Regions from separate parts of the Homo sapiens genome. Here region 2 is linked to region 1. Evidence: chromatin loops called from intact Hi-C (ENCODE). Cell type or tissue: GM12878. All regions are shown on one strand. Links, peaks and the distances in the headings refer to the core of each region. The heading gives the core; the rest is flanking DNA. Region 1 overlaps LOC105373456 (a long non-coding RNA gene). Region 2 overlaps LOC105373456 (a long non-coding RNA gene).

What was found. Peaks named below come from ENCODE experiments on the same cell type or tissue, not always from the same donor. Only the 100,000 strongest peaks of a DNase experiment are listed, where the experiment ranks them.
Region 2: it touches region 1 in a loop (2.2-fold over the local background); 1 of 110 quality-filtered maps calls a loop at or near these places.

Annotation. Positions count from the first base shown.
Region 1 is chr2:19,037,506-19,053,426 of GRCh38, forward strand. All of the region lies in intron 5 of LOC105373456 (a long non-coding RNA gene), which reads left to right. Among named protein-coding and RNA genes, the nearest start is that of LINC01376, 18 kb to the left of the region's middle. In GM12878, for the core only: no CTCF peak of the experiment used is centred there; a DNase peak (open chromatin) is centred at 10,116.
Region 2 is chr2:18,934,232-18,950,152 of GRCh38, forward strand. The region is part of intron 5 of LOC105373456 (a long non-coding RNA gene); the gene reads left to right. Among named protein-coding and RNA genes, the nearest start is that of LINC01376, 85 kb to the right of the region's middle. In GM12878, for the core only: no CTCF peak of the experiment used is centred there; a DNase peak (open chromatin) is centred at 6,160.

The DNA.
Region 1 (15,921 bases), core at 8,813-11,312:
AAATACTAGGAGATTCTTGATGATTGCATTTGCTTAAAAACAGATACAATACTCTCAGTAGTTCAAAGCCCCAAATACTTGTAATGATCAACAAAAGCTGAAAGCTGATTTCTTTTGAAAATCATCAAGATTAAAGTGGTCAGGTGGCCACAAACATTCGTAGCCTTCCTGTTACACTAAAGAAAAGAAAGAACTTGATGAGTTTAAATGCTTTTTTGAAAGGATTCATTTTATTTTAATGAAAAGAAATACACATCTCTCTTTTCTCATTTCAGTGGATCAGAAGAGTTTGTGGCAAAAATCATACTGGCCAACACTGAGCCAATGCTGCAAGAGCAAACGCTAAATAAAGAAATCTGTTTTAAGCCTTTATTGAATTGTAACTGCACACTTGCAAATAAATCCCAGTGCATGTTGTTTTAATTAATGTAAATAATAAGATAACAGTGGTTATGGAGGTCTAACCAACCATACAGTTAAGCATTCATTTGTTTTCAATTATAGTTAAAATATATTCAACTGAATACAGCTTAAGTGGTAATTACATTCTTTACAAGTTCCTAATAATCCCTGGCATGGCCACTCTAATAAAAATTTGCCTCTAATGGGTACATGTCCTGCTTGCTCACATGTCAAGGCCAGTGGAGTCATTAGGAACAACAGCCGTCCAAGTGTCTGTCTGGAGATTTAGACTTCTGTCCAAAGCCCACACATGAACCACTCACTGTGTACTTAATATGGGAAGCAGCATGGTCATTTGATTGTGGTTTTATGCTCTTTCCCAGGAATGCTTCTCAGGGGGGCAATTCTGCTATTGGAGAGTGGCTATTTGTCATTTCCTATCAGATGAAGCCTTGGACAGACCCTACAGTAGGATGCAAGGGGCTTCACTCAGCCATCCTGGCTACAGGAATTTCACTTCATTTTAAGATAGTCACTAACCTCCACCCAAATTTCCAGGATATCAATCTGTGTTTAATGGGTGGCTGGTTGTGAGACTGAAGTAGACACAGCATTCCAATCAAGGGAAATATGTCTGGGTGCACACACAGCTTGATAAATTGCTTTTAATGTTTTGAGTCAGGGAAAAAAAATCTAACATTATATGTTCCCTTTCTTTTCTCTTATTTCAATACTCTACTGTGTCTCTCTTCCTCAATTTTCCTTCCTCCCATGCTCCTTTTTCCTCTTTTTCTCTTTCCTGTTCCTTCCTCTCTGTCTTCCCTATGGGAGAATTTCAGAGGAAATAAAAGACAGAACTTGCTTTGTGGTTAAGAGTGCCTATGTTGGGTGATTCTGAGCTGTATCATTTCCTCAACTGTCATTCCAAAATTCGTGTGTCATTCTAGTGGTGCAATTCTGCTGCTCTGGTTCTGGAGAGCAATTATAATTGAAGTGCTTGGCAGATTTTTATTTTCAGCATCTACTTGAAATTTAGAGGAAGCCAATGGGGGCTGTGCCCAGAGAGAGAAAAGCATGTCTCATAGATAAGAAGGGACGTCAGTCACCCCCTAATATTAAGAGGACAACCCTAGAAGTAAACATGAACCTACTGCTAGCCTTGCTTTTCTAAAAGAAAAGATGCACATTTATGCAGTAAATATATACTAAACAAAAAAAGGGAAGTAGAAATAGTCAAGAATAACAGATGGCAGAAAGATATATGTACTCATAACAAACTTGACAGTGCTCTCTCTAGTAAGCCATGGCAATGCTTGGATAATTGTTGGGTTTGGATATAAATTTCAAAAGGCAAAGTCAGCCATATTTTTATCTAATAGAATGTTTAAATAAATCCTTCCTCCTTGATTTGTCAGTTCCATACATGAGGGGCTGCTGGTAGAAGGGGTGCTGGTTTTATCTGGCCCTGTTATCGAGTGACTATGGGACTGTGTATAATTCCCTTCTCCTATATGGGTCTTGTTTTCTCCTCTTTTAAATTGATAATCTTAAAGGCACCTCTCACCTCTGACAATTGCCATTTCATTAAATTACAGCTCAGATTAATAAAGCTTCTCATGATTGACGTGCTTTAACAATCCGGTCTTTCCACAGCAGTGAGCCGTCGGTTAGTAATTTGGGAGGATATACATGTATCAGAAACTTTATAGAGAAGGGCCATGCATCATAGAGAGAAACAGGAGACCTGCCTTTTAGGCTTCTACCCACCTCAAACTTCCAGAATTCTATGGTACTTCTGTCTAGCCATAATTCATTCCTGCCTTGTGCTTCTCCACTACCTTGTGCTATGAGACTTTAACAGCTTCAAAGAAAGTGGAGGAGCCCCATAGAAAATCCTGGCAATGGCTGTAAACTTGCACAAGCCAGGCAAGTGCCAGAAAGATAGTATGGGGACAACTCCTACCAGCTTGTGAATATTCAGTCTCCCTCTTACTGCCCAAACTATGCCACGACCATTACCACAGAACATGGTAGTCCACATGGTGTCTCCCAACATTCCCAACATTCAGTTTCTAAATGAAACTGAATTTCATTTAGTTCTAATTTGAATAAGACTACATTCAGTGCATAGATTCTAATTTGGACTAGACTAAATTGTCTCTTCCCAATCTTTTCAGCCTTCCATCCCACCAACCCCCAATATGTACTCAGAGCTCAAACTTAACCTGATAGCTTATAGTATTATATTTCTATTGCTGTGCAACAAATTACCACAAATTTGGTGGCTTGAGAAACAACCCTTTACTATCTCACTGTCCACTGGTCTAGAGTCCAGGCATGTGTTAGCTGGATCCTCTGCTCATGGTCTTGCAAGACTACACTCTAGGTATGCCCTGAGCTACTTTCCTTTCTGGAGTTCAGCAGTGTTTTCCAAGCTCATCTGCTTGTTGGTATTATTAGGTTGGTGCAAAAGTAATTGCAGTTTGGGTGGCTCACGCCTGTAATCCCAGCACTTTGGGAGGCCGAGGCGGGCGGATCACGAGGTCAGGAGATCGAGACTATCCTGGCTAACACGGTGAAACGCTGTCTCTACTAAAAACACAAAAAAATTAGCCGGACATGGTGGCAGACTCCTGTAGTCCCAGCTACTCGGGAGGCTGAGGCAGAAGAATGGCGTGAACCTGGGAGACGGAGCTTGCAGTGAGCTGAGATCACGCCACTGCACTCCAGCCTGGGCGGCAGAGCAAGACTCTGTCTCAAAAAAAAAAAAAAAAAAGAGTAATTGCGGTTTTTGCCATACTTTTCATGACAAAACCACAGTAACTTTTGCACCAATCTAACAGCATGTAGTTCCTTGGAGTTGTTAAGATTGAGGTCTTTATTTTGTGTTGTCTTCAGCTGGGGAATGCTCTTGACTCCTAAAGGGTCTCATACTTCCTTGCCAAGTGGAATTCTCACAAATGGCAACTGATTTCTTCAAAGGTGGCAGGAAATCTCTCTCCACTGTGCTGAGATGGAGTCTTATATAAAGAAACAAACACAGGAGTGAATATTGCCGCGCCTTTGCCATATAACATAACGTAATTACGGGAATGACATCCACCACCTCTAACACAGCAAGCCTAGAGTTCCATCTGCAGTCAAGAGGAGGGGCTTATACAAGGATGGGATTCACTGGGGATCAGATTGGAATTCTGCTTACCATAATTATTATACCCAGAGCATTTTTCTTACCCCTTTAGATATGGGTTTTCCTTTGTCTAGTAGGGAACTACTAGACATAGGGTTTGCCTGTGTCTAAAACCATCACCTTCACAGATGACTTGAAGTCCACCCATCCTCCCGTTGAGGTTTCCATTATATGTATAATCCTCTTAGGGCACTTGCTCACTCTGGAATGTGATACAGTTTGCAGGGTCTTCTCCCCCAATATACAGAAATCTTCTTCCAAGCAGGGAACTAGATTATATTCAACCTCACATTTCCTCTCACTCCTCACTCTGTACTGTGCAGCATAGTGCTTTCTACATAGGCAGTAGCTGGCAAACACTAGTGAAATTCAATAAATCAAAGCATAGAAATTACAGAATATGCAAGCTAAAACAGAGCTTCGGGGTCACCTAGACCGAGCTCCTTCCCTTATTTCTCTTGGCTGGAGGCTATTGGCATCTTTTTGTGTTTGTATGTTCCATCTGCTATCAAACATTTTTATGACATTTATTTCCTCATTATAGTCCTTATTGTGCTTTATTTATATATCTGTGAGGCACGGGAGAATTTCCAATTCTCCTTTCCCCTGCAAGCCTGCTCAGACTCCTAATGCCCATGACAGGCCCCCAGGGCTCCCGTGACAACACTACTCCCCACTTCCCTACGTGTCTCTCTGTCTCCTCTGTCCCTCCATCATCAATTTCAAACTTCCTGCCCTGACATTCAAGGCCTCCTTACACTTTGAGTCTGTCTGTATCACCTCCCTTATTTTCTCTGGGTCTCATTCCCTAACTCCCACTCCCAATTCTGGGCATTTCTCCAAGTTTCTCCATATTCCTGGAACCATCATCCCACTCTCTCCCTCCCCCACCCCTCCTATCATCTGTCAAGACTTCCCCCATTTCTTTTATCTTCCCTAACCCTAAAAATTTTGAAAGAACTGTCTTTTGACACACTAAGTACATGTAGATTTGATATTCTATGAGCAAATATTGGCCCATGACTGTTCAACCATTGAAACATATACATAGGACAGATGTGAGAATACCTTGGTCTTTGCCACAGTGAAAATCATAAGCAAAGCTTTTAATATCAGACATGGTAAAGTGGGAAGGAAGCCTACCATCAAACAGAATTAAGCTGTCTTGATTTGCCCGCCTGGCCAACTTAACTCAAGAAGGATACAAATTATTTGGGGCTTGATCTAACACCCTAATAGGTCTTTTGCTATTTCAGGTAAAGGGAAGGCTAGGCATTGGACAGATTTTTAAGGTGAGCTCTCATAGTTACTAGCTGCTGTGATTTTGGATAAATTATATAAACTCTCTAACATTGCTTCCTTACTTCCAAATAGAAATTATCTTAATAATAATACCTGATAATGAAACAAATTAACATGTACAAAAACATCCATAACAAATTGTAAAATGCATGTAACTGACACTCGTAACCTTTCACAGCAGCATTTTTGAGTGCAGCTTGTGTCAGATTCTCAGTGATCGACTGTGGGAGAGCCTCCAGGTTCCCTCAGGACCTCAATTTCCTCATCTTTAATATTGGGGTAATAAACTCCTGCCTTGCTTATCTCAATAAGCTGTTTTGAAGATACCCTAAGAGAAAAGAAATGGACAATTTAACTCAGGAAGGTGTGAGTTTGAATCAAATTTTCAGAATTTATCCATCAACCCAACAACCTATTGTGTCATTGAGTGAGTTTAGGGCATAATTTGCTGATTTAGGGAGTTCAGGTACTGGTAACTGATTATGGAAAACTCTGTGATAGACTCTTCTCCGTTCTCTTCAAGTAAAGCAATATTGCAATTCTAAATTAGAATACTTTAATAGATTACTTGGCAGTTTTGCCTGCCCTCAGTGTTTGGAGGAGGGCAGAGGCACCAAAGAAGCACAACAGCAGGGAATATTAGTTGTCTGTTGTTGTGTAACAAATTACCATAAACTTACAAGCTTAAATAACAAATTTGTTATCTCACAGTGTCTGTAAGTCGGAGTCCTAGTACATTGTAACTTGGTTCTCTGCTTAGGGTCTCATGGGAGAAAGTGGGTCTTGCTGGCCAGGCAGGGGTCTCATCTAGGGACTCTGGGGAAGAAATTACTCCCAAACTCACCCAGGTTGTTGCCAAATTAGTTACCTTAGATTACTGGTTGTTGGAATAAGGTCCCCATTTCCCTGCTGGCTGCCAGTCAGGGGTTCTCTCTGCTCCTATAGGCTGCGCATATTCCCCTTCATGCTTTCTATAGGGCCCTCCATCTTTGTAGCAGCCAGGGTTTATTCAGGACTCACACTTCAAATCCCTCCAACTTCTCTTTCAGCCTCCAGCTGGAAAAAGCTCTCTGCTGTTAAGGACTCACATGATTATATCAGGCCCACTTGGATAACTCATTATTTATAAAAGCAAATGTATTGTGATGGTTTCCACTGAACTGGGAAACAGGGTTCCCAGATTAAACATTATTTCTGTGTGTTTCTTTGAGAGTGTTTCCAGATTATATCAAAATTTAAATTGGTGGACTAGGTGAAGCAGGTGACCCTGCCCAATGTGAGTGAGCTTCATCCAATCCAGTGAGAGCCTGAATAGAACAAAAAGGTGGAGGAAGGGAGAATTTATTCTCTCTCTGCCTGACAGCTTGTGCTGAGACATCACTCCTCTGCCCTCGACTAGAAATTGTGCCATTGACCCTCCAGTTCTCAGAACAACAGCACCAACTCCCTGTGTTTCCAGCTTGCAGGCAGCAGATCATGGGACTTCTCAGCCTCTGTAATTACTTGAGCAGCAAATTCTTTATAATAAACAGGTATCAACTTCTTTTGAAAAGTCAAAAGATCTGGCAACACTGTGCCCATTTCTCCCCATGACAATAACAGGCTGGTGCCTCCTTGAAGCAGCTTGTGCAGCTCCAATTGTTGTAGTTCCATTACTCACTTTTGTGTTGCACCTGGTCTATTCACTCTCTCATGTCACTTGCCTGCTCCTTGAAGGCTTTTGGGCTGGCACCACTTGATCTTGTTTAACCAACTCATTTTACCGATAAGAAAGCTGAGTAACAGAGAGATTAAATAGTATGTTCAGACAGCAAGGACAAGTCTCCTAACCCATGCCACGCCACCAAATTTCTTAGTGTAAATTTTGCTGTAAGCAATATGTCTTTTTTAAAAAAAAATTCAACTTGTATTATAGATTAAAGGGTTCATGTGCAGGCTTTTTGTACATTTTCCTATTTTTAAAAGTTTGTATAGGCCAAACAGTATTTAGTCTGTGAGTGGTCAGTTTGAAATCCTTTAAATAAGTATATCTTTAAGCCACCTGCAACTGAAAAAATATATATATTTCTGTTTTTCATTTAGAGATATAAACTTAGGTATGAATACTGTAATACGGAACATATTTATTGCATACATTGGGAAAACATCTCCTTTAAGGTATGGTTGTCCTAGGTACACAAAATATTTTTTGTCTTCCCTTAGGTGGTTTGTTTATCCAACACTCCATTTGGTTTAGAAAAACCTCCTTATTTGCTTCAAGGAAATCAATAAAGACTCTCTAAACCTCCTTATTTGCTTCAAGGAAATCAATAAAGACTCTCTCTCTGTCTCTCTCTCTCTTCCTATCTGTGTAAGAATAGGTGTGTGTATATATACATATATATCTCCCATAGGTTTCTTTTTCTGAAACCCCCTAATACATGTACCATATAGCATAACACAAAATCACAAGAATATTTCATCGTATTTACAAATTTAGGGTATTATGTCAGGATATCTCAGGGAGGAAGAGGTCATTTTAGAAATTCTGTTTACCACACTGAAGCATACATTCTTCCAGTTCATGGAGAATTTTCAGTATCCAAGTGATATTACATAGAAGGTGACATCTCCTAAGAATAAGAAGACTTGGAGTGAGAAGGAAGTTTCCAGTAAACAAATGGGAAAACCTTCAATTGCACTAACAAATTCTCTGCAGTTGCTGATAGAATAAAACTACAGGAAAGGCACAGATAATCTAGCAAGGAGAAAAAGAAAGGAAAACATAAACAAAGTTTTGTTAGAAAGGATCCAAAAAAACCAACCCCGAGCTTAAATATACTGACACAAACAACATGAAACAAATGAAAAAAAACGGAGCCATAAAGGGAAAGAAACCATGCAAGAGAATAATCAGCGAGGAGGCCAAGAGCACAGAGACCAGAGAGAGGATGAATACAGAACAGAGAGTCCTGAATGAGAATTCCCAGATGATAGAAAACACCAAGTAAACAAATACCCAGCTCGGAGTCAAGAAACTGCTTCAAGGCTAAGAAGTTCCAAGATTTAGAAAGTGGGGGTGGTAGTGATAGGGTGGAACCAGGAGATTTCACTGTATATCAAACTAGTTGATTGTAAAGAGGAAGTCATATATTAGCTATGAATAGTAGAGCAAAATGATCCCATTAAAAGGAAATATAGGCAGCAAGGTTGAAAATTAGACGTCCTACAGTAGGTATCATTTAATCTTCACAGAATCCTGTGCTATTACAACTATTTGTCTTTACCTTCTACCTAATTCAAGAAAAATAAATTATAAGATATTAAAGATGAAAAGAACCCTTAGGGATCAGCTAGTCTAGCCTGTTTTTACAAACTGGTAAACTATGGGCCAGGGAAGGAAATAAAATGAACTGCGTCAAACAGTGAAACTCAAGACAGTCAAGTCTAGGGAAACCTGCCTTTTAAGTCCCAGCCCATGCTCTTTCTAGCACAGGGGGCTATGGACCTCTCTTTTGCTGGATAACCTAAGCATCAAAGATAAAGCTTATGCTGTTTAGTAGACAGGAACCAAAAAGTAGGTTTCGCCCAAGATTGCATCCTCTGTTAAAAAAAAAAAAAAATCGTGAGTGTTCTTTTAGGAAATTTTTTAAAGTCTATACTTGTATATTTCATGCTACCCCAAACTCTTTCTTAGGAAGAGTATTTATGTTTTCATGCAAAAAATTTTGGAATAAAATTGTGATTTTATTTCAATTATTAATGGCTTTTAAATTATGAAAACTTCTGTGTTGGTGGGGCCGGAAAGTGGGGATCTTTTTTTTGAGGCAGAGTCTCGCTCTATCACCAGGCTGGAGTGTAGTGGCGTGATCTCGGCTCACTGCAACCTCTGCCTGCCAGGTTCAAGAGATTCTCCTGCCTCAGCCCACCTCATAGCTGGGACTACAGGCACACGCCACCACACCCAGCTAATTTTTGTATTTTTAGTAGAGATGGGGTTTCACCATGTTGGCCAGGATGGTCTCAGTCTCTTGACCTCGTGATCCGCCCACCTTGGCCTCCCAAAGTGCTGGGATTACAGGCGTGAGCCACCGCGCCCGGCCGAAGTGGGGATCTTATAAGTTTATGAAAGTGAAAATATTTTTAAATAACTTTATATGGTAAATAAAGGTTTAGCCCCCATCAAATGCTATTATGTGTGAAGAGTGAATAATTGTAAGGCAATATGTGGTCTACACATGAACTCATACAGCCACCGGATAAATAACCATATGAAAATATGTAAGAACCTCCATTGCTGGACCTCAGTTTCTATCTGTGAAAAGTAGAATTTGAAGTACATTATTTATACTTCCCATTTTAGTGCTAACGTACTATGACTTTAGGAATATGTGCCACACATATGGCTGTTTGGGTATGCCCTGCAAACTTCCAGGGGGCACCATTCTCATTGCAGTCTGCTTGAATGTGCCCCCTGAAGTTATGGAGTATGAAAGATGAGATGTGATACTTGGTGTTATACAGAAAAAAAAAATACATCTCAAAAGGGAACAGTATAATATATGGAAGATAGTATTAGACCATCAGCCTAATAAAGCATCATCTCACATTTAGCTACAATCCTCCAGAACTTCCCTCATTATGGCTAAAAATAGAAGATATTATTTTGTTCTGGCTGAGAAGAGCCCTTTTGCTATTTAGATACCATCCTAATTTAGTGAGAATCCGGCTCCATAACTGTCCAGCTTGCAGTCAGGAGCATGGGAATGCACCCAACAACAGTTGGAGAAAGGAGAGTATAGTGATGAGCTCAGGCGTCTAAACATAGATATAAGACGAGCCAAAAATTGAGGAGGAGGTTGCACAAGGAACAGTCCAGTGAAAAGGCAGCATATCCTGTGGGCATGCACAGAGGCATGAAAAACTGAGAATTAAAAATACACAACATTAACCCAGCTAATTAATTAATTAATAACTTGAATTTGAGGCATATCCCTACATGGGCATGTTCTTTGGTTTTGATTCTTATAATAACAAATACTGTTTTGAGTCATAACCTATGAAAAAGACTCTTTTCAGATTCTGAGCTTACCCAGGGCAAAGTAATAGGGAAGGTATTTGAGGTCTCCATTCTAAGACAGACAGAGACATTAGTAGATAGAGTTATAGATTAAGAGAGGGAAAGAGAAAGAGGGAGAAAGGGGAAGAGAGACCCAGAGCAAACATGTGAAGGATCTCTTACAGATTTAACTGTTTTTTTTCAGTTTCATAAACGTCAAATCTCTCTCTAGATGAGGTCTAACATGGGCTACTGGAAGAGCACATGCCATTTCCTATGCTGAAGCTAATGACCACAGCAACAACACTTTGCACTCAACAACACTTGCACTCTGGCACCTCAACATAAAGGAGCAACAAAGTAAAGCAGCCACTTAAAAGAAGGAAGGTCAGCCAGGCATGGTAGCTCATGCCTGTAATCCTAGTACTTTGGGAGGCCGAGGCGGGCAGATTACCTGAAGTCAGGAGTTTGAGATCAGCCTGGCCAAGATAATGAAACCCCATCTCTACCAAAAATACAAAAATTAGCCAGGTGTGGTGGGGGGCGCCTGTAATCCCAGCTACTTGGGAGGCTGATGTAGGAGAACCGCTTGAGCCTGGGAGGCAGAGGTTGCAGTGAGCCGAGATCGCACCATTGCACTCCAGCCTGGGTGACAAAGAGTGAGACTCTGTCAAAAAAAAAAAAAAAAAAAGGAAGGTCTTGCTTTGGTTTGGGATAAACATCCTTCCTACAGCTCTTTGAGACCAAAAATTAAGTAGTATAAATTGAGCTGAATTCATACATTCTTCTTTTCTGTTTCTCAGAATCAAGAACAGAGAAAATAAATCCTTCATTCATTATCAACGATTTTTTCATTCAAAAATGCATGTAATAAAAATACATGTATTATGATCTAGGTGCTGGGAATGAACACAACCTTAGAAAATAGAACCACTCTGCTCACTGAAGTATTGAAACATTGCATAATATTTAATAATTGTTTCAGGAACGTTAACAAGTAATGACACAAGATCTTTGAAGCCATGGATTCCTGCCTTCTGCAGTGGGAGTGATATCTTTAAGTGTTCTTCCCATTGCTGACCTGCAGCCACATGAGGATTAAATGAAATGAGATAACAGCTACAAGGTACATTGCCAAGGTGGCTTCCTTTATCAGTATGGATGTGCCTTGGCGCACCAGAAGTGCTCAATAATGTTCATCTGTTAATTCATGGACTCACGTATTTTCCATTGCTCAATTCCTTTAATTTACATTACCTCTCCTTTCTTACATAAATCTCTTTGCTCATGAAGATGGTAAGCTGTGTGTTTCAGGTACACACATGAAACATCCTGAAACCTGATCCCATTTCAATGAGGCCACACTTTCCCTGCTCCAGCCACCAAGAACTAAGTCCAGAAGATGCTGCTTGAAGTTCAGATATGGAAACCAGACAAATGGCTTTAGACTACAAGCAAAAAATCAGTCATTAAGTGCTAGTTGCTGTTTTCCCACCTGTTTTCCTTGCTTGAGCCTTCCCATCCAGATCCTCCACCTCTACACCTACCTGGTTAAAAATGTCAGCACTGGGGGGCATATTTACTTAGCCATCTACTTCCTGGCTCTTGGATTCTGTTTGCTAGGTCCTGACGTCATCCCCAGGCTGGAAGCCAATGTTTGCACTGGGTGGGAGTAAAGGGAGGCATAAACAGAATCAACCCGCTTGTGCTTTAAAAAATCAGGCTAGAATTATATACATATTTCATGTCAGAAAAATAAAATGTGTCTTGGCGGTGGATGGGAAGTTGGAGCACTTGGACTGGGAGTGGAGAGTTGGCAGATGTGTTCCCCTTTTCCTTGGCCCCCCGCCTGACAATCATTCAACCTTTTACTCTTAGAGTCAGCTCCTTCCCCCTCCTCTGAGGCCTTCCAAGTGCTACAGCATCCTTGCCGTCATCCTTAGCGTGACTTGAAAAGGAAGACAGCGCTGTTACAAAATGGTGTACATTCTCTAAATTATATAAGTCTTGTGTTCATGTCACTGGAGTGAACCCCAATTTTGCTTTAATCGGAAAGCCAGGTTCAGAAAACAAGACCAATTCACACAAGAATGAGGTTATCTAAATGAGAACGTTTAGAAATCAACCACTTAACCAGAAATGGAGTTCCCATTTCTCAGGTTCATCAAGTACTAAGAAGACTTTTTAATTATTTATTAATTTATTATTTTTTTGAGACAGGGTCTTGCTCTGTCCCCCAGGCCAGGAGTACAGTGGTACGATCATGGCTCACTGCAGTCTCGAATTTCTGGGCTTAAGTGATCCTTCCACCTCAGCCTCCCGAGTTGCTAGGATTACAGGCATGAGCCACCATGCCCAGCTGAAGAGTATAATTTGCAAAAAATTTAACTACATTTCTCTTAGCTCCTTTGTTCTCTTCAAACTCAAGTGGATCTGTTTCTCAATTCCTGGTCTTTCCTGAGACCTCCCAGGATTGCAGTGTCTCCTGAGTTTTTATCAGTACATCCTGTGGCCTTCGTCCTAATCCTGCCACCTCTCCCTTCACGGGCCAGCTCCCAGTGCTTCCCATGGGATTCCTAGGAAAGACCACTCCACTGTATTTCTCCTATATCTTCAAATTCCAGAAAGTGTTCTTTCTCCTACACTATAGTCTCTGGAACCCTGCAGACTTGTGATGATGGTGTTGCTTGTGTTGATGTGACCCCCACGGCCCCATGGTTGTTGTAGGAGGTACTGAAAAACATTTTATGCACCTACATGACAGCTTCTAGACCCTTGCTTTCCCACCCTCCTGAACATAACTCTCCTTCATTGAGGCTCATGACACCAGCCAGCTCTCCTCATCCATATGTCGATCATCTGCCAGACTCTATGGAGTCCATTTTCTCATGCTTAGCACCCCTTTGTAGCCTGGCAGGAAGTCTGGCTCCCCACCTTCAATCTTGAAACTGCTTTGGGAAATTTCACCATCCATAATCCTAAAACCTTGCTAATTCAAATGGCTTTAGACTCTCCTCTAACCTAAACAATCCACTCCAAAAACCATAAGCCAGGTCACAGAACTCTTCAACTCTTAGAAAGCCCCTGACTTCCACCAAAACACTATATTTAGAAACCTGACCTCACTAGCTGTGTTTAAACAGTGCAACAATCTAGTTTACTATGGAAAGAGATTTTTCCAATTAAGGTTGTGTGTTCAGAGTTTCCTTCTACTGATATTAAAATAAAAACAAACACTATAGTAAACCCCAAACAAAATGTTTTGTCTGGAGAGAAGGAAAGCAATGGGCACCACAGAAAAAATCATGAGTGTAGGGGGCCTTTCGTCCTATATGAATCACTCACCCCTCTGTAATTGTAAGAACAAATTCAATACTAAACAGCAAATAATTTGGATGCATCTCATTTCTTCTTCAGGAAAAAGATAGCATTTCTGCTGAGGCTTCATGAAGTGGGAGGGAAGGATAAAATGAGAATGTCTACATGCTACGATTTCCTGGGTTGTCTGTTGTGAAGAACACAGTGTATTCCAGGTCCCAGTCCCCTCTGTGGTCAGCCATCAGACGCAAGCTGAAGGTGACATGTTCTGTCACACTAAAAATGTACGTGCGCTATTCCCATTTGCTGTACTTTCTTTTGACATGACTGAAATAGGAGGCTGGGAAACTTGCCTTATCTAAAATTGAGTCCCAGATCTTGGCATTGTCTAAAGCAATCCAGGAATTCAAGTTACACTAATGTAATTTTACCTCTTGTGCCAAAAACAACTTTTGATTGGGTCTTCTACACTTACTTTATAGGCCGTACATTCTCCCCCAAATGTGACCACTGACGAACTAGCTTCAACTAATTTCTGAGAATTTTCAGGCCAAGGGAATAGCCCCAAACACTCTGAGTTTAACTGACTTTTTTTTGAAGGGCTACGCCTCCCTTGGCTCTGTGTGTCAGCAGAATTAACCAATCTATATCATTTTTTATAGATTGTGAACAGGAAGGACCTCAAGTCTGACCCCTGTCGGGCCCCAGTAAATCTCACAGCACCAAGTTAAAGACACTCCTCTGGGCTTTGTTTTTCTACCAGTCTATCATCTCCTCCCATGCACTCTGGATTTTAGCAAAACTTTTCATCTGAGATTCACAGTGGGATTTTTTTTAACATGTGCTGATGATCCAAATAGGTTATTGCATAGGATCCAATTTGTCACGTGACCTCCAGGAACATCCCACTGTTCTGCATTAAAACAGAATTCTGTCCTCTCATAAAAGAGTATATTTCCTTCTTGCATGTGCCTAGTAGCATTTTCCTTTTTAAACACCAATCTCATGGGATTTTTCCTTCTAGACTCCTCCTTTCTAGAGAAAGTATACCCACTTGTTCTTTATTTCAGTCTGAAAGAAAGTCATTCGAAGCAGGAAATTAGGCAATCACCAGTGATGTCTTCATTTATTTGAAGCTACTTTGTTTTCATTTGGTTTAGGGACTCGGGATATTAATTTGAAAATCAAGAATTTATTTTGTAAAATGGTATACTCCCATATACTTTCACACAACTATATTATTCTTATATTAAAACCAATAGATAATGTTATCAAATAGAATGAGAAATAAACTCATGCATTTTGCAAAGAGATCAAGACTTCCAAGGTATTTTCAATATGTAGCTGTCAACTTCAGCCTTTCACCCCAGAAACTCTAGTTACATGTTTTGTCTTCTCTTCAGCAAACGGTAGGAGAAGCACATCTTTAAAAGTTTATCACAGAAGAAATGAGGAAGACGATGAAACAGAGGATCATGATGATTATCATAAACTAGCTGGGGATCCCTTGGACTTTAACTCAGAGCTCCACCCTCTTATTCTACAGAACAAAGCAAAACAAAACAAAATTGACAAATATAAAGAAAATTATAACTCATAATTCACAACCATGGATAAGTATTATTCATATTTTGGTGGATATCAGTTTTTATTATGAAAAATTGTATATCATTGGGATCATAATTATACATAATTTGATATTGGCTCTTTACACAGAATAACATAACACAAGTATTTTTAATGTGGATAAAAATCTTAATATGTTGATAATCTATTGCCTTATTAAGAAATATACCATAATTTAATGAATTACTTTTATTTTCCAGATTTTTAATATATTAAATGATGTAACATGAATACCTCTCTTTATACTTCCCCCCATCCCCCATATTTCATAACTGACTCTTAGGATAAACTCCCAATGATCTGGATTAAGAGTATGAATATTGTAAGGTCCTTGAACATTTATTGACAATTGTTTTACAGATAGCTTGTTAATTTACATTTACTCTAGGAACAGAGTAAAGCAAATAACTCATTAGACTATCATAAGCATTAGATTCTCTAATTTTAAAAAAAAATTTTATTCTGAAAAAAGTTCAAAACTACAGAAGCAATTACAAGAATAGTGCAATAAACACCTCTAGGATCTTTATCTGTCTTCACCAATTATTAGCATTTTTTCATGTTTGTTTTTAACGCATATTCTCTCTGACTATATATTACAATATTATTGTTTGCTGAACCATTTGAGAATAAGTTGCAGATATAATTCTCTACCCCTAAAGATTTCCATTTTTATCTTCTGAAAAAATGATCTTATATTTTTATATTTTAAAATTAACTACATTTAACATTGATATAATATTATTACCTAACATGTAGTCCCATATGTATAGTGTCCTAATGCTGTCCTTCATAGCATTTTGTTTTCTGATCTAGAATCCAGTCCAGGATTTAGTCATCTGGTCTTTTTTTTTTCAATTTTTTATTTTTATATTTCAATACGTTCTTGGGGGACCAGGTGGTGTTTGGTTACATTAATAAGTTTTTTAGTGGTGAATTCTGAGATTTTCGTGCACCCATCACCCAAGCAGTATACACTGTACCCAATGTGTAGTTCTTTATCCCTCGCCACCACTCACCCTTCCCCCGAAGTCCCCAAAGTCCA
Region 2 (15,921 bases), core at 4,721-7,220, 110 kb before region 1:
TTAAATAATTGGCCTGGGGATATTTCCCTACTTTAAATTCTTAGGTAAGAAACTGCGACCAGCCTGGCCAACATGGTAAAACCCATCTCTACTAAAAATACAAAAATTAGTCAGGCATGGGGTGGGCACCTGTAATTGCAGCTACTCGGGAGATTGAGGCAGGAGAATCGCTTAAACCTGGGAGGCAGAGGTTGCAGTGAGCAACCAACTCACTGAGATCACGCCACTGCACTCCAGCCTGGGCAACAGGGTGAAACTCCGTCTCAAAAAAGGAAAAAGAAGGCCAGGCTCGGTGGCTCATGCCTGTAATTCCAGCACTTTGGGGCCGAGGTGGGCAGATCACAAGGTCAGGAATTCGAGAACAGCCTGACTAACACAGTGAAACTCTGTCTCTACTAAAAATACAAAAATTAGCCAGGCGTGGTGGCGTGTGCATGTAATCCCAGCTACTCAGGAGGCTGAGGCAGGACAATCGCTTGAACCTGGGAGGCGGAGGTGGCAGTGAGCCGAGATCGTACCACTGCACTCTAGCCTGGGCGATAGAGTGAGACTCCATCTCAAAAAAAAAAAAACAAAAAAAAACCCTGCAACCTTTTTATATGTAAAAAAATTGAAAGCCAACTAAAAGTCTATGTTTTGTAACAGCCAGGTCTCAGCCACTCATAAGGGTGTCAGCCAATCACATGAGGCCAGCTCATCAGATCATGTCCAAATGAGGCAATGCCTAGCTGTAAATAATCAAGCTATTTCTGCATTTTACCTCCATTGTTGTGTGTAAACATTCATTGCCCACATTGCAGAGTAGAGCTCCCTGAACATCTGGTTCTGGGTGCTGCCCAATTCATGAATCATTCTTTGCTCAAACTCTGTTCAATTTGTCTAAAGTTAACACCTGCAATTTGGATATAAGGTGTGAATGGTAGGATTCTTTTTATCTCACAGGGTACTTGGGTAGCCAAATGAAAAATCAGATTGTTCCCAGAATAGTGCTTTATATAAATGCATTATACAAGTGTGAGCGAATATGACTTTTATGGGAAAACCACCACTACCTCTAAGAGCTAAACCAGTAAAATTAAATCAGAGTGGATGAGATATTTCTGCAGAAGTCCTTTTAGGGGACTAGGAGACAGAGTATCTTCTGAACCATAGCAGTAGGTATAGAAATCTAATTGAAGGATGTAGTCTAGGCATAGAAAGAAAAACTAGACATAAACGTTGCACCAGCCTAAGAAATTTTGTGTATTTGTTTGAAGTAAACAAAATACTAAAAACTGGGTGGCTGAAACAACAGAAATTTATTTTATCACAGTTCTGGTAGCTAGAAGTCTAAGATCAAGGTATCAGCAGTGTTGATTCCTTCCAAGAGCTGTGAAAGAGAATATGTTCCATGACTCTTTCCTGGCTTCTGGTGATTTTCTGGCAATTTTTGACATCCTTTGCTTATAGATGCATCACTTCAATCCCTGCCTTCATCTTCAAATGCCATATTAAATTAGGGCTCATCCTAATGACCACATCTTAATGTGATCATCAGCAAAAATCCTATTTCTCAGAGGGTGACCTCAGTAGGTCAGTAGGGTACTGGGTCTAGGACTTCAGTATAGGGATTTGGGGGACACGATTTCACCAATAAAATATGCACCCACAGAAGAAAGATGCTTCACTTCAGATTTTTAAAGGAAAACAAAAAATTGTCATACTTATGACTCCCTCGTGGTCCAGGGGAAAGGGTGCTCAAATGTACTGGAACTTAGCATTGATAGGTCTGTTTCTATAGTAAAGACTCATCTTTTTCTGCGCTCAGCTCTGGCTACATTCTTTCAAAGCAAAATTCTAAAAATGATTTTGCTGTTTCCAACCTGGGAGAGTATGTGCTTACCTGATAGCATAAGCATTCTTACACATTCAGAAATTTTAATTCTCAATGTAAATCAATGAGTCACTGTCTACCATATATGTTGATATATATGAAATTTATTTAAGGTAAATCCATCCCTCTGAGTTTAGTACCTCTAGGTGCTCTTGTTGAATCCATTTTCTGCACATGTCACATGCTACATGCAACCCTGATGAAATCTTGTCCTAATTAACACTAATTATAATGTGGTGCAACTTTTTATGCTATTTAAATAATAGCATTTATTTAATAACTAGCCATGAGAATAATTCAGTCCCAACAATTGCTGACTGTTGACAGTGTAAGGATAATCATGACCTCCATTCATTCATTTGCTGACAGGCCTTCAGAAGCTTGAGGACATGAATGGCAAGTGTGTATCAAGCATGGGCCAATTTGTTTAAGTTGGACGTTGCCTTGAGGGAAGGGCAGGAACAGTGTTTTCTCAGCAAAGTTTTTCACTTGCCTTACTGAGATGACGAAAGATACGTAGAAAACAGGAACCAGGAGGCTTTGTGGAAGCTAAGTTGATGAGATCACTGAACTAACCCTCGGTGTTACTTAGAATGGTCATCACTTTTCTTTAACACTGCTAAAGATTCTCCCCAGTGAAATTAGGCAAGAAAATAAAAAAGCATCCAGATTGAAAAAGAAGTAAATCTGTCTAGTCCCAGGTGACATGATGGTCTATGTAGAGGACTTGATGAAATATTTATGCTATTTAAATAATATTTACTAATGTTTGATTATTATTGTTCATATTATCATTCCTAGCTCTCTCTTTCTGTCTCTCTCTCTCTCTCTATAAGAGAGAGAGAGATCTAGGAATGATTATATATATATATATATATATATATAGAGAGAGAGAGAGAGAGAGAGAGAGAGAGAGAGAGAGAGAGAGGCATATATATATAGGCATATTTATATATATATAGACATATTTCATGTCTGTATATGCAGAGACTATACAAATACTCAGTACATAATAGAGGCTGGGATTCTTTTTTCTAATAATAAATGTGCTATAAAACATGATTCATTAAGTTGCTGTTAACATAACTTTTATTAAAGCTGAAAAAAAACTCTAAATGTGCTACCTTTCTTATTTCTGATGCTTTTAAGTTATCTCCCGTCACTGACTTGGCTTTTAGTTTCCTTGATATAAATTCCTTCTCAGATTTTCAAAAAGCTCCCAAGACCTTATGTAGCCTGTTACCAGTTTAGGTAGGTGCCCTGAGAAGGAGCCTAGAGGAAGTTACCACATTTTATGTTCCCGTAGCACTCTGACCTTCCCCTTTATGAAGACTCATCACACTTCTGAATTATTTTAACAGACTCATTGAGGTGTAATTGACATAAATAAGCTAGACATGAATAGTATAATTTTATACATTATAACCTAGACATAAATAGTATAATCTGATACATTTTAACATGTGTGTATACTTATCGCCACTATTAAGACAACAAGAATATTCGAATATTCATCACCGACAAACATTTCACTGTACTCCTTTGTAATCCTTCTCTCCTTCCCCTCCCCACTCCTGCTCATGTCCCCAGGTAAACCCCAATATGCTTTCTGATATTGTTAGCTTGCATTTTTCCAGAATGTTATATATATGAAATAATACAGTATGTACTCTTTTTGGCCGGCCTATCTTTTTGCATTCCGTACAATTATTTTGAGGTTTATCCATGTTGTTGAGTGTATCAATAGTTCATTCCTTTTATGTGAGTAGTATTTCAAGGTATGGATATGCCACATTTGTTATCCATTTATTTGTTGATGGATATTTGAGTTGTTGCCTACTTTTGATTATTATAAAGTTTCTGTGAACATTTGTGTTGAAGTATTTCTATAGATATGTAATTTTATTTCTCTTCAGTAAATACATAAGACTATAATAACTTAATCATATAGCAGCTGCATCTTTAACTAAGAAGCTGCCAGACTATTTTGCAACATGGCTATTCTGTGTAACATTACCACCAGCATTGAATGAGAGTTCCTCCATATACTTTTCAACACCTGAGATGATCAGTCTTTTTCCTATTAGCCATTCTAGTAGGTATCTGATTTTCATTTTAATTTGCCTTTCTTTAATGATTCATAATATTGAACATCTTTTCATGGGCTTATTTTTATTTGTACATCTTCATCAATAAAATATCTGTTCAGATTTTGTATTGAGTTGCTTGTTTCCTTATAATTGAATTTTGAAACTTTTTTATAAACTTGAAATCAAGTTCTTTATCAGATATATGTTCTTTATCAAATATTTTCTCCAAGTTTGTGGTTTTCCTTATCTTTAAACAGTGTCTCAAAAAGAGAGGTTTTTAATTTTGATGACACCCAGGTTATCAAATGTTTGAAATAACTTAAATAATAACCCAAGTTATCAATGTTTGAAATAACTTAAATGTACTCAAAACCACAAAAGTTTTCTCCAGTGTTTTAATCTGAAAGTTATGATTTTAATTTATAAATTAAGGTATAAAATCAATTTTGAGTTAATTTTTGTGCATGGCTAAATGTATGAATTGAAACTTTTTTGTTTAGTTTTCTGATTGGTTAAAAAAATATATTCTTTTCCCACTGAATTGCCTTTGAACCTTTGTGGAAAAATAAGTTACACATATATGTGTGGACCTATTTCTGAATCTCCTTTTTTTTTTATAATTGAGACAGAGTCTTGCTCTGTCACCAGGCTGGAGTGCAGTGGCGAGATCTCGGCTCACTGCAACCTCCGCCTCCCAAGTTCAAACGGTTCTCCTGCCTCAGCCTCCTGAGTAGCTGGTATTACAGGCAGGCGCCACCACGCCCAGCTGATTTTGTTGTTGTTGTTGTTGTTGTTTAGTAGAGATGGGGTTTCACCATTTTGATCAGGATGGTCTCAATCTCCTGACCTCGAGATCTGCCTGCCTTGGCCGCCCAAAGTGTTGGGATTACAGGCGTGAGCCACCACGCCCGGTCCCTTTTATTCTATTATTCCATTTGTCTGTATTTAGATAAATATTACACTGTCTCAATTGCTGTAGCTTTATAATAAGGTTTGGAATCAGATAATGTAAATCCTCCAACTTTTTTATCTTTGAAAAAGTTGTTTTGGCTCTTCTACATAGGTCCTTTGTATTTCTATTTGAATTGTAGAATCAGCCTGTCCAATTATATTAAAACAAACAAACAAAAACGATATGTTTAATTGAAATTGCATTGAATCTACAGGTCATTTTGGGAAAAATTAGCATTTTAACAATATTCAGTTTTCAAATTATGAACACAGTGTATCTCTGCGTTTATTAGGATCTTTTAAAATTTCTCTCAGCAATATTTGGAAGTTTTCAGCATATAGATTTTGGATGTTATTTGTCAGATTTATCCCTTAGTATTTCATATTTTGGTGATATGGTTAAATTTTTACTTCAATTTTTAATTGTTCAGTGCCCGTATGTAGAAATACAATTAGTTTTTGTGTATTGATCTTGTACCCTGCAAGTTTACTAACTCACTCATTCTAATAGCTCATTTTAGTATATTTCATCGAATCCTCTACATAGACCATCATGTCACCTGGGACTAGACAGATTTACTTCTTTTTCAATCTGGATGCTTTTTTATTTTCTTGCCTAATTTCACTGGGGAGAATCTTTAGCAGTGTTAAAGAAAAGTGATGACCATTCTAAGTAACACCGAGGGTTAGTTCAGTGATCTCATCAACTTAGCTTCCACAAAGCCTCCTGGTTCCTGTTTTCTACGTATCTTTCGTCATCTCAGTAAGGCAAGTGAAAAACTTTGCTGAGAAAACACTGTCCCTGTCCTTCCCTCAAGGCAACGTCCAACTTAAACAAATTGGCCCATGCTTGATACACACTTGCCATTCATGTCCTCAAGCTTCCGAAGGCCTGTCAGCAAATGAATGAATGGAGGTCATGTTTATACTTACACTGTCAACAGTCAGCAATTGTTGGGACTGAATTATTCTCATGGCTAGTTATTAAATCATTAAGTCTTAAAAGTTTATTCATCCTAACAGTGCTCAGGACAATCTAGTTTTGTTTTTCTAAATGATGAATAAAATGTTTTCAAATTTGAGGGTCTGAATGAACCTAACAAATTATCACCCTTCTAAAAGGAACTTATAACAGAGCCATGATTTATAACTTTGAAGATGTCAAACTTCTTTGCTAACAATAAATACTTACTGACTTCACATTAGCTGCCATGTCCATCAACGAGGAAACAGAAAGGTGAAGTGAAACTCACTATATCTCACGGTAAGGGGTATATGAGCTAAATTGCTTTCAGCTGCAAGTTTCAGAAAACCCCACCTCTAATTACCTTAAATAATAAGGAAATGTACTATTTTTCATGAAAAGAAATACAGAATAATAACAGTGAGTACCATTATCCCACTCATTATGGAGCTTTTCTCAACTGGATCTCCAGAGAATTTAGCCCTAATGCCTTAAGGCATCTATTGCATGCAATTAATTAACTTCTATGCATCTGTAGTGGTAGTATTTACTATCACTCTTGAGAGAATTAAGAAAAGATTCACATCTTTGTTCTGTGATTCCAAAGCAGAACCTCAATTGAAGAAGGCTGAATAGTTTGGCTTTCTCCCCCTTTCGCCCTCAAAATGACTTCCTTTATGGTTATAAGACACGCCAGAGCATCCTGGCATCACATTCAAAAAAGACAGCTTTCAGGGATGAGGGAGGGAGGGGAGGAGGCCTTTTTCATTTAACTATTTATTAGAAGTGAGGGAACAAGAAGCCCCATCACACTTTCCCCTACAACTTATTATGTTGGCCCAATGAAAGAAGTAACTGCAGATGTGGTAGAAACAGCAAGAAAACTCACATTAGAAATGGAGCCTGAAGATGTGACTGAATTGCAAGAATCTCTTGATAAAACTTTAACAGATGGGGAGTAGCTTCTTATGGATGATCAGAGAAAGTGGTTTCTTGAGATGGAATCTACTCCTGGTGAAGATGCTGTGAACGTTGTTGAAATGACAACAAAGAATTAAGAACATTACAGAAACCTGCTAGATAAAGTAGTAGCAGAATGTGCGAGGAGTGACTTCTGTTTTGAAAAAAATTCTACTGTGGTTACAATGCTATCAGACAGCATCACATGCTGCAGAGAATTTTTTGTGAAAGGAAGAGTCAATCAATGTGGCAAACCTCAATCTATGGTACTATCACCTTACAAAATATATTTTTTAAATAGTAAGACTTCAGAGTCAAAATTACCCCTTGATCCATGAGTTGCAGAATGGACGTTGTGTTAGCAGGCATGAGAACAGCATTAGTCTCCTTGTGCATCTCCATCAGAGCTCTTGAGTAACCAGGTGTATTGTCAGTGAGCAGTGATATTTTGAAATAGTTTTTTTTTCTGAGTATTAATCTCAACAATGGGCTTAATGTATTCAGCAAATCATGCTGTAGACAGATGTGCTGTCATCCAGGCTTTGTTGTTCCATTTATAGAGCACAGGCAGAGTAGATTTAGCATAATTATTAAAGGCCCTAGAACTTTTGGAATAATAAATGAACATTGGCTTCAATTTAAAGTCACCAGCTACATTAGCTCCAAACAAGAGAATCAACCTATTCTTTGAAGCTTCTAAACCAAGCATTGACTTCTCCTCTCTAGCTGTGAAAATTCCAATATAAGGATGTTTCATCCACATTGAAAAATCTATTATTTAGCCACCTTCATCAATAATCTTAGCTAGATTTTCTGGATAACTTGCTATGGCCTCTATATCAGCATTTGTTGCTTCACCTTATACTTTATTTTGTGAGAATGGCTTCTTTCCTTAAACCTCATGAACCAACCTCTGCTGGCTTCCAAGTTTTCTTCTGCAGCTCCCTCACCTCTCTCAGTCTTCATGGAATTGAAGAGAGTTAGAACCTTGCTCTGGATTAGGCTTTGGGCTTTGGTTTAAAAGAATGTTGTGGCTGGTTTGATCTTCTATCTAGACCACTTAAACATTTTTTTTTTTTTTTACCATATTAGCAGTAAGGCTGTTTTGCTTTCTTATAGTCATTTGTTCACTGAAGTAGCACATTTAATTTCCTATGGGAACATTTCCTTTGAATTTACAATTTGGCTGTTTGTCATAAGAGGCCTAACATTTGAGCTATTTTGGCTTTTGATGTGCCTTCCTCACTAGGCTTATTTGTTTATAGTTTTTGATTTAAAGTGAGAGATGTGCAAGTCTTCCTTTCACTTGAACACTCAGAAGCCATTTTAAGATTACTGAATTGCTTAATTTCAATACGTTTGTGTTTCATGAAATAGGAAGGCCCACAGAGAGGGAAAGAGATGGGGGAACAGCCTGTTGATGGAGCACCCATAACATATACAACATTTATCAATTAAGTTTGCAGACTTATGTGAGCATAGATCATTTTTCCCCAAAACAATTATAACAGTAACATTGAACATCACTGATCACAGAGCACCATAACAGATATAGTAATAATGAAAAGCTTGAAATATTGTGAAAATTACCAAAATGTGGCACAGGACATGAAGTGAGAACATGCTGTTTGAAAAATGATGCAGACAGACTTGAGGCAGGGTTGCCACAAGCTTTCAATTAGTAAAAATGTAATTTCTGTAAAGTGGAACAAAGTGGAACACAGTAAAAGTAGGTATTGAAAGGTTTAAGCGTAACTTAAAAACATCCCAGAATCTATAACTTAAATACATCTAGAAAGGTTGTCAGTAGTGACTCAATCGAATATACTTTATGAAGCCATAGAAATGTATCACTAGTGATTCATATTTGCTCATTTTTACCCGGGTGCTTTATATTTGTTTTCTATATGTTTTCATCTCTTCACTTATTTATTTGACAATACCTCAATCAGAACTTAGGTACTAGACAACACTCTAGTTTAAGAACAAGGAGACTCATTGGTGGATATTACCCAGCTTAGAAGAATCCTTTGAATGTTTGAAGAAACAGACTCTGACTTGAGCAGACCCAGGGCAACTCAGAGACTCTTTTATTATCAGGGAAACACTGAATTGAGAAATTGCTACTACTGCTGCCACCTCCAGAAGTGGCAAAATGGATGACCTAAATTCTGTTAATTCTTAGGAAGGCAGCTACTCATCACTAGGACATCTGCTGATGCTGCTGCAGAAAACTGTCATTACCACCATTACCATCACCACCGTAATCATCACCATCGTAATCATCACCATCTTCATCATCATCCTTGCAGTTTGAATGCTTGGAAGTCCATAGATTTTACATGAGTAAATCTAAATGATCAAAGCTAAATGACATCTGAAAGCTTACCTGCCAAGGAATTTGTGAATGTCATTTTAGGTTTCAACCCTTACAGTAACAATAAGGCCAAGTAGAAGGAAGTTAGCTGTTGGTGTTGATTCCAATTAATCATCTTCCATGGTTTATAACACAAAGGAGGTTGTAGCAATTGGAGATGTCAGTAAATGAAAAAACAAAGCAATTATCCCAAATATGCCTCCAAAACAAATGAAGTATATTCATTTCCCATGTTTCTACATATTTTTAATAATGTTTTCTTTTAAAATATTTGATATTTTTAAGTAAAAATATTTCCCATAGTAAAATGTTATAAAATATAGCGATATATTATTTAAAGGTGATAGTCCACTAAAATCACATATCCCTAATAATCACAGATAAATTTTGGTGTTTTTTCAGATATTTCCAATGCAGACTATGGAGAGATAGAGAAGAGATAAGAAAGAGAAAGAGGTGAGTCGTGAGTGCAGTTGTAAAATATAAATACTTTTAAAAAGCAGAAAAGAAATCATACAGGCCAGGCGTTGTGGCTCACACCTGTAATCCCAGCACTTTGGGAGGCCAAGGCAGGTGGATCATCTGAGGTCAGGAGTTTGAGACCACCCTGGCCAACATGATGAAATCCCGTCTCTACTAAAAATACAAAAATTAGCTGGGCATGGTGGTGGGAGCCTGTAATCTCAGCTACTAGGGAAGGGGAGGCAGGGGAAGCGCTTGAACCCAGGAGGTGGAGGTTGCAGTGAGCCGAGATCATGCCGTGGCACTCTAACCTGGGTGACAAGAGTGAAAATCCGTCTCAAGAAAAAAAAAAGAAATAAAATTATACAAAATGTATTATTAGGAACCTTTTATTTCTAAATTAACAATACATTTTGGGCATTTTTTATGTGAGTATATGCGTAAGATCTACCTTATTTTCCTCATTTTTAATGGGACATAATAGTCTATTGCATGATGGTATCATAAAAGATTTATTTGTTATTATTAGACAATTGATTATTCCTCGTTTTATTAGTATGAAAATGTAAATAATTTACAATGAACATCATGTTGCATAGAATAAAAAATCATGGATATTTGTTTGGTTTATATCTCCAATTTCCACTCAAAAAGATAATGTGTATTATGTTCCTACTAGCAGTAAATAGAAGGGTATTTTCCTGATATCCTTATCAACATCAAATGTTGGCAAAATTGATTATCTTTGTCAGTCTCTATGTCAAACATGCTATTATTTCATTGTTACTTTAATTTATATCTATTTTACTAGTAAGGAGGTTGACTTTTTTCTATGTATCTATTGGTTGGTTGTATTTCTTACACAGTGCTTTCCTTTTTATATTCTTTGTCCATATTTTTCCTAGGTCAATTATTTGCCATTTGATTTTTAAGAGTTGTTTATATTTTGTATTTATCAGCTCAATGTTTGATCATCTATGATGCACGTATGTTTTTTTCTGTTTGCAACTTGCCTTTTCACTTCATTATGTTTCTAATGATTTAAGTTACCAATTTAATCAATTTTGCATTTTATGTCATGCTTAGAGTCATCTTCACCACTCTAAACTTTTATCCATGTATATTTTATAATACCTATTGTTTCATTTTATTTGATCCATTTGAATGTATTGTGATGTGAGGAATGAAGTGGGGGTTTCCTTTTTTTGTTCCCTAATTGGCTGCTAGTTTTCTCCATGTCATTTCTACTCTTTATCCTCCCCCAATAATTTGTTTATCATTTATAAAATGCTTTCTGGATTCTTGAGTCTTATTTGGACTTTCTTATCTTGCATTGTTTTGACTACCTTAATGTGTAGACATTAAGGCACAGTCTCATTCCTTTATTAGTCAACTTTATCTATTGTAAATTGAAGTGTGATCTACCCCTACATTTTTTTCTTTCTTTAATTCAATATCTCCTAATATATCCTATTCTAGAATCAGATTTAAAATAAGGTTATGTAGATTTATCTCCTTAAGACTAGTTTGAACGTTAACATTCTAGTTTAGTTTTTGTTTTTTTTTCTGTCAATACTTAGTGACATTTCTCTTAAGAATGTGAAATTTCTTGCTCTCTTTATATATAATATAATATATAAAATATATAAAATATATATTATATAAAATATATATAATATATAATGTATATATATTTTTTTCTTTTGAGATGAAGTCTTGCTCTGTCACCCAGGCTGGAGTGCAATGGAGCAATCTCGACTCACTGCAAGGTCCGCCTCCTGGGTTCAAGCGATTTTCCTGCCTCAGCCTCCTGAGTAGCTGGGATTAACGCCTGGTTAATTTTTGTATTTTTAATAAAGATGTGGTTTCACTATGTTGGTCAGGCTGGTCTCAAACTCCTGACCTCGTGATCTGCCCACCTGGGCCTCCCAAAGTGCTGGGATTACAGGCGTGAGACCCCGTGCCTGGCCAGTATATATCTTTTCATAATACTTGTCATCTTCCCTAGTACCCTTCCTGCATTATAGAAATAAATTACAGAGATATAGTGTGGGGTGATGAAAGAAATAGACCATGTTTGCTTTTCAGTTCTTAATTTTCTTGCCTTTATAGAAACATGGCAAGAGTAAAAATAACTAATAAACTAAAGATTTTTCTCTGTATCAAGAACATAATTTTTTAACTTTTTAAAATTTTCTTTTTCATTTATTTTTCTTTTTTTATTTTTGTTTTATTTTATTTTAAGTTCCAGGGAACATGTGCAGGATGTGCAGTTTTGTTACATAGGTAAACGTGTACCATGGTGGTTTGCTGAACCTATCAACCCATCACTGAGGTATTAAGCCCCACATGCATTAGCTATTTATCCCGATGCTCTCCCTCCCCCGACCCCATGACAGGACCCAGTGTGTGCTGTTCCTTTCCCTGTGCCCATGTGTTCTCACTAAAAACATAAAATTTTAATAGAATCTCTTTTCATTTAGAAGGTGACAATTCTATAGTTTCTTAATGATAAAAAATATTTTTAACTTCTAAAGCTAATTAAAATTGCTTATAATTTGATTATATATTATATACTATTTAAAAACATAGCACCTTATTTCATGGCTGAGGTTATCTCTAGAAATACAAATATCTTTTTGCCTGTCTTTTGAAAACACAGAATAATACAGTCATGTTTACAAATAATCTTTTTAGAGCGTGCAATAAAAGAGTTCTACCCTGGCTAAGAAGAAATTACTGACTGCTGACTGTGAGCAAATTTTGTTTTAGAGATGTCACTATTATTAAAGAATTAGGTTGGGCCAGGCGTGGTGGCTCACGCCTGTAATCCCAGCACTTTGGGAGGCCGAGGCGGGAGGATCATGAGGTCAGGAGATCGAGACCATCCTGGCTAACACGGTGAAACCTCGTCTCTACTAAAAATACAAAAAATTAGCCGGGCGTGGTGGTGGGCGCCTGTGGTCCCAGCTATTCGGGAGGCTGAGGCAGGAGAATGGGGTGAACCTGGGAGGCGGGGCTTGCAGTGAGCCGAGATCACGCCACTGCACTCCAGCCTGGGCGACAAAGCAAGACTCCGTCAAAAAAAAAAAAAAAAAAAAAAAAAAAAAGAATTAGGTTGAAAAGTTCTCAGAGACTTAAACAGTTTGGGTTTAGCTAACTCCAGAGAACTGGGGATTTAGGAGATATTCTAAGATTTAACGAGTACTACCACCGCCCTGACCTTTAAAATTGATGTACAGCAGAAGCCATGTAAGAAGTCTACTGGATTCATTTACTAGATAAAAAATAATTTGTCTTATCATTCCTGTGCAACTGAACACTTTTCTTATCCAACTAGCCTTGAAATTTTTATCCCAGCTTTCTGCTTCTATTGTATTGAATTTGTACTCCAACATGCACAGATAAGGAGTTATAAAAGGAAAGAGTTTGTTCATATCATAGATGACCACAAAGACAGTTCTTTCTCTTTATGATACGTTAGGGTTTAGAAAATATGCCTCTCACATATCCTTCTTTTAAAAATGACTGAACAATGATTACAATTTAATAATTCAAGATTGGAGTTAATATAGTATTAATGTAATGGTGTTCAGTGCTAGAAGCAGAAGGCATAGAGTATAGGCTAAATAGTAATTATAAATTTGGTAATAATACATAGAGCAAATACCAGAATTTGCTTTTGAGAGAATACACATACATATAAACACACATACACACACAGGTATTTACCAACAATAACTTGGGTTTCTAGATTAAAAACAGTATTAACAAAAATTCAGGAGATATTCAACTAAAATTTTGTAGAATTAATAATAGCTTACAGTTATTAGAATAATACAAAAAATCAAAATCAATAGTTTTCTCATATAAATGCATAAATTAGTTTGAAGACATTTGGAAAATAGTCTATTTGTACTAACAATAAAAACACCTACAAAATATTCAGCCGCCAAAAATGTGCAAAGAACACAATAAAACTTTAATAACAATTTTAAAATAATGAAAAAAAAAAACACCTGTCCCTGGATGAAAAGACTGAGTTTTATAGATATCCATTCTTCTTAATTTTTATTCACCAGGAATAATAAACAGGACAACTAGTTGGGGAGAATATATAGTTAAACTTCTAACTCATTTCATATGTCACTATTAATTTTAAATTAATATAAAATTAAATATAAAAAGAGAATCCTGTGAAGAAACTAGAAAAAAAATAAGTAACTAGGTACCCAATTTTGAAGTATGGAAGGCTTTTTACACACATACAGGCACACACACAAAGAAAATGACAACCAAATAAATAACAGCAAGATAAATAAATAAATAAATTATAATAAAATTGATACATCTTATCACACAAAAAAATTCCATCAACATATATTGTATACAAAAACTCCAAGGCAGAAACTTGGGAAAATATTTTTGTCAAAGATTAACCTTAACACATTAATATTCTAAGTATCTTTAGAAATAAATTTTTAAAGTTTCTTATATAAAATGGGCAAAACAATGAAACAGAAAATGAAGAGCGATGTTTAAAACACTCAAAATACATATGGAAACAAATTTAATTCCAGAAACATTTATAAAAAATTAGAGATAACCATTCTTTGCCTGTCATATTAGCAGACATTGACACCATCTGTTGAGGTGGATGTCTAGGCAAATGCAGGCTCCTGTAGGCCACCTAAGGAAATTTCAAACACCTTAATTGTGTCACAAATTGGTATTGTTCATATAAGGTCTTAATCCTGCTTAGATTCTCTGCCCTACTTATTTTACTGGAGAGAAAAATGGTTAGCACTCTAGACTCTGGCAAATAATTAGAAATATGTAGAAGTATTTCTTATGTACCTGTTTGGTCACTATGTGAAAATCCAGCAAAAATCCGAATGCTCAAGAAGAGAACAGTAGGTAAATAAATTATGTACTAGTCATAAAATGTGTATCAGCTGAATTTAAGAATCATATTTTCAAAAATATTAAAGATGTGACTAAGGAAAAAGACAGTGGTAAGAGTTATGAACCATGTCAGTACTGCACTCTATAATGAAGGACGTCTGCATTAAACTGAAACAATATATAGATAAAAAAAAACAAAAGTGGGGGCAACTTTTATTACTGGGTGGTGAGATTACCAGGGATTTTTATTTTCCATACTATTTATGTGTTCTCAAGTTTTTGTCTAGAACACTTTTTTAAAAGACTTGAAAACAGCAGCACTCAATGTAACAGTTATCTCTATATTCTAGAATTAGGTTAGATTTTTGTATCTCTACATAGGGAAAGTTTTATCAGTTACCATTTAATTTCCTACAGGACAATTACTTATCCTCATCAAGCTTTTGTTTTCTCATAAGTGAAATTGGGATAATACTTACTACATTGGATTATTTTTAGAATAAAATGAGATACAGGTAAAAAAAAACATTGTAACTGCTCGATAAATATTAATATTAACCATTGATACGGTTTGGCTCTGCATACCCACTGAAATCTCATGTAGAATTGCAATGCCCAATATTGGAGGCAGGGCCTGGTGGGAGGTGATTGGATCTTGGGAGCAGATTTCCCACTGGGTGCTGTTCTCGTAATAGTGAGTGAATTCTCCTGAGATCTGGTTGTTTAAAAGTGTGTAGCACCTCCTGCCACCTTCCTCCTGCTCCAGCCACCTTAGATGAGCCTGCTTTCCCTTCATTTTTTGCCACGTTTGTAAATTTCCTGAGACCTCCTCAGAATCCAAGCAGATGTCAGCATCGTGCTTCCCATACAGCCTGCAGAACTGTGAGACAATCAAATCTCTTTTTTATAAATTACCCAGTGTCAGATATTTCTTTATAACAGTGCAAGAATGGACCAATACAGCCATTATTTTCACTTTTAAAGGTACTATTAAACCTGAGCCTCTCAAAATTGTAGTATTCTGCTTCAGTTACAATTACTACATAGAAAAAATTCTGCGCATGAAGCCCTTGGCCACTCCCCGTGAGTCTCCCCAGGCTTTGTAGCTTATGGTGCCACCTCAATGGGAAACTTATTTTTTCCCCTGGAGAGTATCGGAAGTGAACCTAGCCTAAGCTGGTGGGAGTGAGGAATGGAAAATACTACCCTGGTAGACCATACGTTGGAACCTGAGGAACCTCATATTGCAGAGAGGGCACAGTTAAGTTGAGTCATGACTCAGGGGAAAAAATAATCACAGTGAGCAATATTGTGCAGAGATCAGGTGCTTTCTAAAAGT